2 separate regions of the Homo sapiens genome follow, and region 1 is linked to region 2. The links are chromatin loops, found by intact Hi-C in ENCODE. Cell type or tissue: heart right ventricle. All regions are shown on one strand. Each heading gives the region's core, and the rest is flanking DNA. Links, peaks and the distances in the headings are about the cores only. Region 1 has its middle 97 kb from the start of LL22NC03-13G6.2. Region 2 has its middle 34 kb from the start of LL22NC03-13G6.2.

Region 1 (2,925 bases), core at 255-2,754, 63 kb before region 2:
GTAACTTTCCTAAAGTTTCTGCTGTCATTTCCTGTCTGGCCTGACAAAATACCAGTTCTATTTTCTGGCCCAGCTTAAATTCACCCTTCTCTGTGATAGTCATGCACATGCATGTGTGCGTGCACACACACACGCACATGTATACACTCTCCAGGTTAGATACATTTGTAATATTTCCCTTCACTCTATTTTATGTAACTTGTAAGACTCAACACATTTTGCCATATACTTTTAACAAGGGTACCAATATCTACTTCTTTAAAAATTTCAAGAGTTTAAAAAAGAGAGAGCCTTTAAGCCAGTGTTGAATGCCCCAGAAGCTACTAACACAGTGCTTTCCATATTAATTATAATATTCATAATGTGATATGGATTTGTGGTTTATACAACCCTCACCTTGAGTCCCATCGAGTTCCTACCACCTCCCTATGAATTACACATTATTCTCCACAACTTACAATAAAGAAACAAAGGCAAGGGAGGGCACATCACATAGTCTATGAGACACAGAGCTAGGGTTTGAACCCAAGCCTGGTGCCAGAGCACATGGCTCTTTAATACACTGCTGTACCTTCAATAAGAAGCCTTAATACAGAACGGGATGGGATGGGATGGGATGGGGTGGAGTGGGATGGGATGGGGTGGAGTGGGATGGGATGGGGTGGAGTGAGATGGAGTGGGGTGGAGTGGGATGGGGTGGAGTGGAGTGGAGTGGGGTGGAGTGGGGTAGAGTGGGGTGGAGTGGAGTGGAGTGGCATAAAACGGATTAGAAAAACAGAACACAGTGAGGAGAAGGAAGGAGAGAATGGCGTGTGTCAGGAGAATAGCACACATTATCAGAGGAAAAAAGTAGGAAAAACAGTACAACGTGATCACTGCATCACATTTTTACAATAAAGCCACTTGTCCATTCCTTTTCTTCAAGGCAGTTCTGAGTATGAAAATGAGGGGAAAAAAGCCAAGAGAATGTTGAGGAAAAAACAGCGCTCCTTAGAAACACAAAGTATTGTTCATCTTGTCCCACTGATGAGGGAAATGACAAGGCTGGGTGCTCCCCCTTTCAGAATGTCCTGACCTAGCTATGCTGACATCAAGATCATTGAGAACAAGCAGATATTTCCTCTTCTTTCATCAAATGCAAAATTTATTTCTCCTTCTCTCTAGCAAGCTGATAAATGACAGAACAGAAGAGGACTAGATCTACCAGGCTCAGGTCCAGCTGAAAAGGACTGGTTCCAGAGGTGAGCTTGGGCCAAGTTTCTGACAGGTCATTAATCCCAATGGGGCAGCAGGCATGGAGGGCCATGCAAAAATCCAGGCCATAGTTACGGTCAGCAGCTGGGTGCCCAGAAATAAGGTAGCGAGGACCCGCTTCACAAGAATAAGTTTTATATCAGGATTCCATTTTTTAATGAATTTTGTGCAGAAAAAAATGGGTACCCTTTCCACAGACAAAATACTGTGTCACAGCTAGGAACTAAGATACAAAGAAACGTCTTGGTCACATCAACTATTCAAAGGCCCAGATGCAAGTCTAGGAGCAAAATCTCTTGCATGCCAAGTCACTGAATCTCCTCACTGGCAGCTGTACACTCATTAGGACTGACCAGGCTGCTCTGCCGGGTGAAAGTCAAGAGGTTCCATCTACAGGTACTCTGGGCCCTCTCCCCCTGGCCCTATCTGATTTCAAAGCAAGTTAAGGTCCCAGCTAAAATAATGGAAATTATGTATATTATGATTTGGAGTCTTAGAATGCCAGCCTAAACTATGGACCCATTGTCTATTGAAATGTTCCAGACTCTGAGAAAAAAAAAAAAAAAAAAAAAGATTAAACATGTGGTGTGATGAGGGACCAAGGCCACTCATTAATTCACTATTTTTCATTTATCAAACATGACAAATGAAAGACTGTTTCTGCTTTGAAGGTGCTCACACAAGACAGACATGTAAATAAATTACTATGTACTTTGAGTAAAGTGTCATGCCAGAGGCAAGCACATGTTACCTCGAGTTTACTGTGAAAGCTCAGAGGAGGAGCATCTTAATCAGACTTGGGAGAGGGCAGGCTTCCAGGAAGAGATGAGGCTTAGCTCAAATATTGTAAGATAAGAATGAGTCCACTGGATAATTGAAATAGAGAACATCTTGGAAAATACTTAGTTTACTCAGTATATATTTGCAGAGATCATATCAGGTACCAGACACTCTGCTAAGGACCAGGATATGGCAGTGAACAAATACACATGGTCCCTGGTTTCATGGAAATTGCACCTACGTACCTCACACCATAGACACTATATAAACTCTCAGTTGGTATCTCTGATAGGAAGAGAAATTTGAAAGAGATTTATCTCATAGAAGGTTGTTGCAAGAGGGTCAAAATGAATGAGGGTCAAGGAAAATCCAGAATTGAGCCTGGTATGTATACAACTAATGGCTTGGAGCCAAAGTCCCAGAGAACAGGATGGTGTGATAGGTAGCAGGTCAATAATCCAAGAAGATGGTCATATGCAATAGCCACATTGCTGAGTCTTTTGGTAGGTACCAAATCTTCATAACCTAGTGAGAGAAGGCAATGCAGGTATAATGGAAGGTGAATCCCCAGGTTCATCCTCCAAGTGAATACTTGGAGCAGAAGATGGATGTTAAGGAGGCTGAGCATTATCTCACTTCAGCAACCAAGAGGCAGGGAGGTAGAGAGAGGGTGACCCTTCAACTACAGAAGCCACCTGGTGTCTTGTATCAAGTACGGAGGAATAGTAGGTGCCAGGAAATGGGAGGGAATGATGGGCCCAGCCATTGGTAAGTCCCTGTGAGCCACTCCATGGACTCCTGAAGAGAAGGATAGAGGGATCTGGGAGGGTTGGAATCCTGAGGACTCCATGGTAGGAACTGAGCCAGGGTAAGAGTTTCGGTGTGGCTCCA
Region 2 (2,925 bases), core at 160-2,659:
ATCTAGCAACCCCTAACCTTGGTTTTCTCATCTGAAAAGATAAAAATAAATAACTGGTAATGTATCAGTGTCACCAAGTCTTCTACTTGTCTTTAAATATCCATCCTTGTCTTCTCCCTTAGTAACAGAACACTAAATTTTTAGCTGGGCTTGAAGCTACCCAACTAAATGATTACATTTCCTAGCCTCCCTTGCAGAAAGAAATGGCCATGTGACTAAGTTCTGCCCAAAGATGTGATGGAGAATATAGAGTAGAGAGATTTCTAGGAACTTGCCTTGAAAATAAAAGATTACATCCAGTTTTTGACTTCTTTTCCTTACATGGATGTAATGGCTGAAATTCTAACAAATTCCGTTCTAGGCCATAAGGATTTGCTGCATGCCCTGAGGGTTGGCAGACACAAGAGCTGAAAACATTAGGCAGTAATGACCATTGGCCACAGTCCTTACCTTGGCTGCATGTTAGAATTTTCTGGGCACTGTTGAAAACTCCCCATGCCCCAAACAATTAAATGAAAACTTCTGTGGACATCTGTACTTTTTAAATTTTAAAATTAATTGTTTCATTGATATAATTGTACATATTATTGCAGTACAATTTGATGTTTTGAGACTTATCTATTTTGGATAATGATCTAGTCAAGGTAGTTGGTGTATCCATCGCCCAGTGCATTTATTATTTCTTTGTGGTGAGAACATTCAAAAGCCTCTCTTCTAGCTATTTTGTAATATAGAATATCTTATTGTTAAACATTTAAAGCTTCCTAGGGTCACACTGTATGGCAAAGGAGAAAACAACTGCTTTAAGTTTTCTTCACTGATTTCCAAATAATACCCTACGAATAACAAGAATTGCTATGGCCATCCAATGGACATTACAATAGGGTAGTTTTCGACTGGGGTCCAGGATTCATGGATTGTTTTTTTAACCAAGCACTCCAGGTGGTGCTTATCTTCAGTCAGGTTTGGGAAGTGCTGTGTCAAGGTCAATGAGCATAAGAATCAGAATCACTTGGAGAGCTCATTTTTTTTTAATGAGATAGAGTATACATATCACAGAATTCACCAATTTCAAGTGTGTACTTAAAATTCAATGACTTTTAGTAAATGTACTGAGTGGCACCATAAATCATTTTATTTTTATATTTTGTAGCAACAGCCTCTCACTATGTTGCCCAGGTTGGTCTCGAACTCCTGGGCTCAAATGCTCCTCCCACCTCAGCCTCTCAAAGGGCTGGGATTACAGGCCCAAGCCTTTGCACTCGCCCTATAAATCAGTTTCAGAATATTTTCATCCCCCCAGTAAGATCCCTCCTGCCCATTTACAGTGAATTCTCATTCCCGCCTCTAGCCCCGGGAAACCACTAATCTATGTTCTGTCTTTATAAATTTGCCTTTTCTGGACATTGCATACAAATGGAATCATATAACATGTGGTCTCATGCCTGGCTTCTTTCACTTAGTGATGTTTTCATTTCACTTAGTAATGTTTTTGAAGTTCATTCATGACACAGCATATGCCAGGAGTTTGTTCTTTTTTTTGCTAAGTAGTATTTGATAATACCATGCAGCAAAAGTTTGCTGAAACCCAGACCCAGTCCTGGACTCCACCCACTTAGATATTCTTTCTCAGTTGAATTTGCATTTCTAACAAGCTCTCAGCTGGTCCTGATCCATAGACCACACCTTGAGTTGCACTGGTCCAGAAAATGCCAAACCGCAACTGACTCATTTAACACATCAGTCTACTAAGTACAATTTCCCAACTAGTGACAGAACTTCATCATGAAGTTCATATGAGTTCATCCTAAAGAGACTTATCGCCAGACTTTGCCTTTTATTTTTACATTGTCATCTACTGACAAAGGTGTCACTACACACAGATCCCTGCCAAAAGTTCAAAAGCCGTTTAGAAAATTAAAGGAAAATAAGATCATCAACACTCAGGATCATTACATTTGCCCAACAACTGCAAAGAAAATGTTTTGCTTCATTAACAATTAGTAAAGATAATTTGAAAAGACAAAAATTAAAATTATGCTAATACAGCAAACTGTCAATCATATACTTAAATATCAAATATTCATTGTTAATGAGAGTGCAGAAAAATAAGTGTTCCCATTTACAGCTGGCAGAAGATTAATTAGTAAAACTATCTTGGAGGATAACATCACAGTATTGTCCATATCAAGGTCTTTAAAATACTCGTGCCCCTTTCTCAGAGTCACAGAACTTGTGGTTGTAGCAATGATAGTTGAACCCAGATAGTCTCCAACGTCTGAGTTATTAACCACTACAGGACATTTCCTCTTAAAGGAGTTCACAGTCTACTTAGAGAACAGAGATTTCCACAGAGTAAATAAAGGAGCAAACTTTTATTTTTATGGAGGAAAGGCATGATAAAAATATAGTATGAATGGCTGGGCACAGTGGCTCATGCCTGTAATCCCAGCATGTTGGGAGGCCAAGGCAGGAGGATCACCTGAGGTCAGGAGTTCGAGACCAGACTGGCCAACAAAGTGGAAACCCGTTTCTACTAAAAATACAAAAATTAGCCAGCTGTGGTGGCACACACCTGTAATCCCAGCTACTCAGGAGGCTCAGATGGGAGAATTGCTTGAACCTGGAAGGTGGAGGTTGCAGTGAGCCAAGATTGTGCCACTGTACTCCAATCTGAGTGACAGAGCGAGACTCCTTCTCAAAAATAAAAAAAAATTAAAAATATCGTATGAATGGAACATGTAACAAGTCTTAAAATTTTCATATTAGAAAATGGATACTTGATTCCAATGGCTTTATGTTACCTTTCTGATAAGGTGGTTAATAGATCACAGATATTTAGAGTTGTATTAGGGAGTTTTCACTCCCATTTCAAAATGGGTAGATCTTCTGGACTGGCTGGACTCAGTGCCTCTCAGGTAGGCT

Evidence for each region. A loop is a pair of places that touch in the nucleus more often than their neighbours do. Peaks named below come from ENCODE experiments on the same cell type or tissue, not always from the same donor. Only the 100,000 strongest peaks of a DNase experiment are listed, where the experiment ranks them.
Region 1: a loop joins it to region 2, with 2.4 times the contacts of the local background. A loop is called at or near these places in 3 of 110 quality-filtered maps.

The regions. Positions count from the first base shown.
Region 1 is chr22:34,306,576-34,309,500 of GRCh38, reverse strand. No RefSeq gene overlaps it. Among named protein-coding and RNA genes, the nearest start is that of LL22NC03-13G6.2, 97 kb to the right of the region's middle. In heart right ventricle, for the core only: no CTCF peak of the experiment used is centred there; a DNase peak (open chromatin) is centred at 1,234.
Region 2 is chr22:34,243,333-34,246,257 of GRCh38, reverse strand. No RefSeq gene overlaps it. Among named protein-coding and RNA genes, the nearest start is that of LL22NC03-13G6.2, 34 kb to the right of the region's middle. In heart right ventricle, for the core only: no CTCF peak of the experiment used is centred there; no DNase peak of the experiment used is centred there.